Linked DNA regions of Homo sapiens: region 1 is linked to region 2. A link is a contact called in ENCODE Hi-C or POLR2A ChIA-PET data. All regions are on one chromosome and are shown on one strand. Each heading gives the region's core, a stretch centred on a gene start or an enhancer-like site at or near the end of the contact. The rest is flanking DNA. Distances are from core to core; before and after follow the strand shown. Region 1 holds the start of KLC1 (kinesin light chain 1). Region 2 holds the start of YY1-DT (YY1 divergent transcript).

Region 1 (2,886 bases), core at 79-2,578, 3.4 Mb before region 2:
AAAAAGGCCTTGGGATTTAACTAATGCAAAGAATCAAAGCTCTAACTGCCCTTTTACAGAACACCTGAAATAGTATATCTCAAATTTTTTGTTCTCACATTTTTAAAAAACATCATTTTTGTAAGTATTCCTTTTCAAACGCTTAATATGTAAATTCTTAATTCATTTAAATAATAAAACAGTAACAGGCAGCAACAATTCTAATACAAATATACCTAGAAATGACCTACAAATGTTAAGTTATAAAACCATCCACTCCATCACGCATTAATTTCACTACTTTTACGCTTTATTTTAATTTTCTTAAGGAAAAGGGTACACCCAATTTTACATGGAAAAAGCATTCCAGGACGGAGGCTGCTTCAAGTTTAGTTGGAGCAACGCCAGCCTAGGTGAACAGGGTCGCCTGAAACGTTTCGCATCTGGTTACTGAAAATAAGGGGTCGCCAAGGAGGCAAAGCGGAGCCAGCTCTCGGGAGGGACCCGGCCCCCCGCCGCCCGCGAGAATGACAGGCGCGTCCGCTCAGGGCGGTGCCGGGAGAGGCGGGGGTGGAAGGAAGAGGAGGAATCGGACAAAGCCAGCCCCGCCGGGCCTCCGGCCTCCCCGCCCGCCGCGATCCCGGGGTCAGCCACCTCCCCTGTCGCGGGTTCCCGGGGTCCACAGCTGTCCCCGGGAACGGCCGCCGCCGCCCGCAGCAGGGCCAAGCCGGGGATGCGGGGCCAGGGCGGGGCCCTGGGCAGGGCCGGGGACCGGAACCTGCAGTGGGACGCGGATGGGGAGGACGCGCGGCGCCGGGAGCCGGGGCTGGCAAAAGGGCCGGGGACAAGAACCCGACCTGAACCTGGAAGGGGTCGCGGACCGGCCGGGGCGGTGAACTGGGGCGGGTACCGGGGTGGGAACGGAGAGGGGCCGGGACCCAAACCGGGAAGGAGGCCTGGATGGGGACAGAGTTACGGCCGGGGCGGGTCCGAAGAGGAGCGGGACAGGGACGGGGCGGAGGATGAGGAGGGGGCCGCGGTCCGGGGCGCACGCCGGGGACTCACCGCCTTGCTCCTGAGGGCCGCGCTCTCTCGCGCTGTCAGCACCTGGAGCGCCGCCGGGCGCGCGCGCGGAGCAGCGACTGTGCGCCGAGCCCGCCTCGGCTGTGTGAGGCACGGCGCAGCAGTCACCAGCTAGGGGCGCCGGAGCTACCGCCCCGCAGCATCCTCGGCCACCCACGCGCTGTCCCCTTGGCCGCCGAGCACAGCCCCGCGGCTCCTCGCACCAGCAGCCCAGCCGACCCAGCCAGTCCCGCTCGGCCGCCTGCGCCGCTCCCGCCGCCGAAAATGGCGTCTCAGTGTTGCTCCCCCCGGCGCCCCGCCTCGCCCCGCCCCACAATGCCGCGCGCCGGCATGACGTCATCGCCCCTCGCCCCGCCCGGGGCTGGGGAAACTGAGGCTGGGTGGCTCCCCGCAAGCGCTCGGCGAGCTGGGGACTGGAGGGGCGAGAAAGTTGTTTGGGTATCAGGTGGGCGGTCACAGGGAGGAGGGTGACGGTGCAGGACCCAGCGGGCCTCCCGGTTGTAACGCGGACGGGGGTGGGGCGCTCGGGGCAGGGCGCGGCTCGCGGGGTGGGCGGCCAGGCCCTGGCCTCTCCGACTCCGCAGCCGCGATGACCGAGCGCTTCGGCAGCTTCCCTTCCAGCCGGACTGTGGGCCCTACCAGAATGCGGCCGGGGACGGTGCAGGCCCGGCCGCAGCCGCCACCACTGGGCTCCCGCCCCACCCCACTCCCAGGCCCGCGAGCTTCATGCGCTCGTTTCGGTCCCCCCAAAACCCAGCTAGGAGGCCTTCGGGAGGCCCCGGAATCAGATGATCCCGGCCAGGCCTTTCTCCCTCCTCCAGGAAAACCGACAGCCTTTGGTCGAGACCCTGACCTCTAACCCTGCGCCCTCCCCTTCTCATTATTCCCTCTCCTCGGGGCTTTTGGACCCTCGTATCTGTACGAGGAAACTTTCCAGGCGCTCCCCCTCGACACAAACTGCGCCTCAGACGGGCAAAGGGGAAGGGCCGGGGTGTAGACTGTGAGGGTGGGAGACAACCCCCCTCTGTCCCCACGCAGCCACCGGCGCATCTCCCTGGCTGCAGGGCCTCGACCTCCAGCCCGGCCTGAAGGGCAGCGGAGCGCGCCTGGGTCAAGTCCTGCGGCTTCGCCGGCTCCGCAGGCCTGACTCAGCAGCCAGCCGGGAGGGCATGCTGATTCAATGGGCGAGGCTCCGCTCGCTGCTGCCAGCGGCTTGGGAAAAACCCTCCCAGTGCCTGCAGACGTCCCAAGTGCGGGGCCCGGAGGCATCATTTAACCTGGAGGGGTTCCTGGGCCAGTCCCCCAGCCCCATCTTGTGAACTGCTGTTCCTTTCCGATGTTATCACCCAGCACCAGCAGCCCTTTGTGAACCCTGCAGTTAGGCCCCGCAGTCACCAGAGAAGCAAGTGCTCCTCGGTTTTTCCAGGGAGGTCTGGTTACTTTTATCTCATTTATAAAGACAAAGGGGGAGCTCCTAGGTAACACGGTAGGGTTGGCCCGGGGAGAGGCACTGAGTCAGGGTCAAACAAACTTTCTCCATACCACTTTCAGGTTAGTGATTTCAGCCAGACTGCAGCTTGGATGTCACTAAGTTCAGCCACTGGGCTGGGCACCGCCAAGCATCGACTGCTCATTCTTTCTGTGCCGCTGCGCCCAGTAACTGTCCCCTCTGCTCACCCACAACCCTAGCCAGAAACCTGGGATGCCTGCACCGCTCCCTTACGCCCTACTACAACAGGTGGAAAAGATTCTACTTCCTCAATATTTCTTTGAGTTAGGGTATCTTTGTCACCCTGACTGGAGGGCAGTGGCAATCAGCTCACC
Region 2 (3,217 bases), core at 663-3,162:
GCCCACGAGTGCCAAGCCCCCTCCTTCTGGAAGGTGCCACCGGGGAGCAGTTGGGAGTCCGGGGAAGTTGGGGGCGGGCGGGGCAAGCGCCCGCGGCGCCCTCCAGCGGCCGATGGGGTAACGGCAGCGCCGGGCGGGGGCGGGGGCGCGCGTCCCGGAGGCAGCAATCCCTGGCCCGCGAGGCCGCGGCGCAGCCCCGCCAACGACCTCCCGCGTCCCGCCCGGGCCGGGGGCGCGCAGCTGCCGCCACAACGGGCCGGCGGGCGCGCCCGTTGATGCGGGCGCGGGGAGCGAGGGCGTCGGGGAGCGAGCGCGCCGGCCCCTCCCCCGGCCGTCTCCGCCCCGCGCGGCGCTTCCCCCTCTCGGAGAAACTACGCCATTGCGGCCTAGCCGGGCGGCGCCGGCCCCTCCCCCCCGCGGCCTGCCGCCATCTTCGCGGCCCGCCGCCCGCCGCCGCCGCCGCGCCCCCGCCGCCGCACGGCCCGCCATCTTTTGGGGCCGCCATACTTGCCCTGGCGAAGAAGATGGCGGCGCCCATCACACACATAAAACATGGCTTCCCTTCAAAACAAAAACATCCCGGGGCCGGGGCGCGCGGCCGGCGCTCACCTGAGGACCACATGGTGACCGAGAACTCGCCCTCCAGGGTCTTGATCTGCACCTGCTTCTGCTCCCACTTCTTGTTGCCCGGGTCGGCGCCGCCGCCGCCCGCCGCGCCGGCCCCGCCGCTGAGGTAACTCTTCTTGCCGCTCTTCTTGCCGCCGCCCTTCTTGACGCGGCCGCCTCCCGACGACGACGAGCCGCCGCCGCCGCTCTTGCCGGCCGCCGCCACGGTGACCAGCGTTTGTTCAATGTAGTCGTCGTCGCCGCCGGCCGGCGCGGGCACCGGGATGAGAATCTGATCCTCGAAGCCGTCCTCGGCGCGCAGCCCGTCCGAGTCGTCGCCGCCCACCACCTCCTCGCGCGTCTGCACCAGGATCACCTCCTGGTGGTGGTGCACCTGGGTCGGGTCGTCGGTGACCAGCGGCTGCAGAGCGATCATGGGCGGGTGGTGGTGGTGGTGATGGTGGTGGTGGTGGTGGCCGGCGTGCCCGTGGCCGCCCCCGCCGCCGTGGTCGCCACCGCCGCCGTCCTCGTCGTCGTCGTCCTCCTCCTCCTCCTCGCCCACCACTGTGGTCTCGATGGTCTCCACCGGGATGGTCTCCACCTCGATCTCGTGCAGCTCCACGATCTCGGCCGGCATCTCCGAGCCGTCCGTGGCGATGTAGAGGGTGTCGCCCGAGGCCATGGCTGAGGGCTCCGCCGCCACGGCCGCGGCGGCCTCGGCTCCTCGGCTGCGGGCGGGCGGGCGAGGAGGCGGCCGGCCGTGGGGAAGGAAGGCAGAGGGAGGAAGGCGGCGAGCGGGCGGGGGGAGAGGGGGCGGGCGGCGGGGGAAGGGGCGGGCGCCGCGGCGGCGGCGGGGCTTCCCCGCCTCCCTCGCCTCGGTGCGCCCGCGCCCGCGCTCGCTCGGCCGCTGCTCGTCTCGGCTCCCCGCCTCGCCTCGCCTCGCCGCAACCGCCCGCCCTGGCCGCGCCTCCTCCCGCCCTCCGGGCCGGCGCTCCGCTTCCCCCTTCCTCCTGCGCCTCCGCCTCCTTCCACACAAATACCAACTCCTCAACCCGAGCCCAGATCTCGCCGCCGCCGCCACACTCTGCTCGGGCCCGGCCTCGCGAGACTTCCGCGCTGGCCTCAGCCCGCCCCGCCTCGCTGCCACTCGCCCGTTCGCCCTCTCGATTCTCCTCTCGGCCAATCGATCTGTCCGCTGGCCTCCGCGGCCCCGCCCACTCGCCGGGCTCCTCCCGGATTGGGGCCGATGGGACCGGGGGCGGGGCGGCTCGCACGCGCCCTGGCTGGCCCGCGGCGCGTGACGTCAGCGCGCCGCCGCCGCCGCCACCGCCTCCCGCTTCCCGGTGTCGCGCGGCTGCCGCCCTTCGCGGTGCAACAGCCACAAAACCCGCCGCCTCGGGCCGGGGCCGCACTCGGGAACGGGGCGTCGCCGCTACAGCCGCTGCCTTGGGAGCCGGTGAGCGGTCCGCGCGGCCCCGGGCACCACGGGGGCGGGAGCCTGAGGAGAAGGGAGGGAGGGGCCGGCCGGGAGCGGGGTTGAGGCGGGTGGGCGGCCCGGGGGCCGCGCGGGGAGCGGCTGGCGCGTGCGGGGCGGCCCTGTCGCCCCAATAAAGTCTGCTTTGACGAGAATCGCCTGTGCTTCCTTTTTCGCGTCGGGAGGTGTTTGTTCTTGTCGCCTGGCTTCGGGCGAGCGATGGCCGCGGGGTGAGTGTGGAGGACCGAACGGACAAAATCGGGCGACGCGGGCAGCGTCCGGTATCTCGCCGCGAGCGCCCGGCGGGGTGCGGGGCCGAGCGCGGGGTCGGCGCGAGCTCGGCGGAAGCGCCCGCGGAGCCCCAGGGCCACCGTTGGGAGGATGTCCGTTATTCTTTAGTGACCCGCGGAAACCTGAGACGCAGCCGTTGGGTGCCTGTTTCCCCGTAGATCTTAGAACTACAGGGTCCTGGCGGCTTTCTAAAATTTTCTCCTGAGCTTCCCCTTCTTTGCTCTCCAGTCAGCCATTGTTTCCCTTGCCCACCCTTTCCCCCTATTTGTCACTTTCATAGGTGCTCCTTTTTACGCCCACCAGGTTTTGCATTTGTCTCATTTAAAATTCCAAATTTTTTCAGCCGTGTCCTCCATTGTACCTGCAACAGAGCCTAGATTTTTTTTTGTGGCACGGATTAGCGGCAAGTTAAACCTTCCTGAATGAGTTACATTGCAGCGAAGTGTTTCTGCTCTTATCTGTCCTTTTGGTCGACCTGACAATTTGCCTTAAAGCAAAACAAAGATTTCCTGATTTTTAAGGAAACTATGACAAATTGAAGAGTTGGAAAGGTGTGTCTTTGTTGTACTCGTTTGGCCGATTTAACGCCTCTGTGAATTTGTTCAACTTAAATATTATCAACATTTACTGTTTTGTAATAGTGTTCATGCAGTTGAGGCCCATGATTTTCTGAACTGTACGCAATACATTAATCTTAGGCTCAACTTGTTAAAACAAGTAGACTATACATTCTCATTAAAAGGCAACTTTATAAATCCTAGTCCCTTCTTATTGCTAAATCGCATTGGACTTGACTTTTGAGAATATTAGTGTAAGGAGTGACAAATTAGATCGTTTTCTCTTTGA

What was found. A loop is a pair of places that touch in the nucleus more often than their neighbours do. ChIA-PET counts read pairs that join two places held with the same protein, here RNA polymerase II (POLR2A). Pooled maps may share reads with other maps.
Region 1: a loop to region 2 is called in a pooled map, with 25 times the contacts of the local background. The contact joins the promoter of KLC1 here to the promoter of YY1-DT in region 2. A Hi-C loop is called at or near these places in 6 of 50 pooled maps. POLR2A ChIA-PET finds 5 or more read pairs at or near these places in 2 of 52 experiments (H1 and WTC11).

What each region holds. Positions count from the first base shown.
Region 1 is chr14:103,627,653-103,630,538 of GRCh38, reverse strand. It overlaps KLC1 (kinesin light chain 1), which reads right to left and starts at 1,328. Exons shown (of 17, transcript NM_001394837.1): 1 at 1,045-1,328. LOC105370688 (a long non-coding RNA gene) reads left to right here and starts at 1,396. Exons shown (of 3, transcript XR_944248.2): 1 at 1,396-1,507; 2 at 2,614-2,800. RefSeq lists silencers at 581-760, 801-850, 941-1,060, 1,111-1,470, 1,561-1,760 and an enhancer at 2,201-2,290.
Region 2 is chr14:100,237,316-100,240,532 of GRCh38, reverse strand. It overlaps YY1-DT (YY1 divergent transcript), which reads left to right and starts at 1,912. Exons shown (of 2, transcript NR_189150.1): 1 at 1,912-2,062. YY1 (YY1 transcription factor) reads right to left here and starts at 1,389. Exons shown (of 5, transcript NM_003403.5): 1 at 610-1,389. The coding sequence starts at 1,288. RefSeq lists silencers at 1-467, 738-787, 1,278-1,347, 1,498-1,577, 1,638-2,237 and enhancers at 478-637, 1,475-2,327.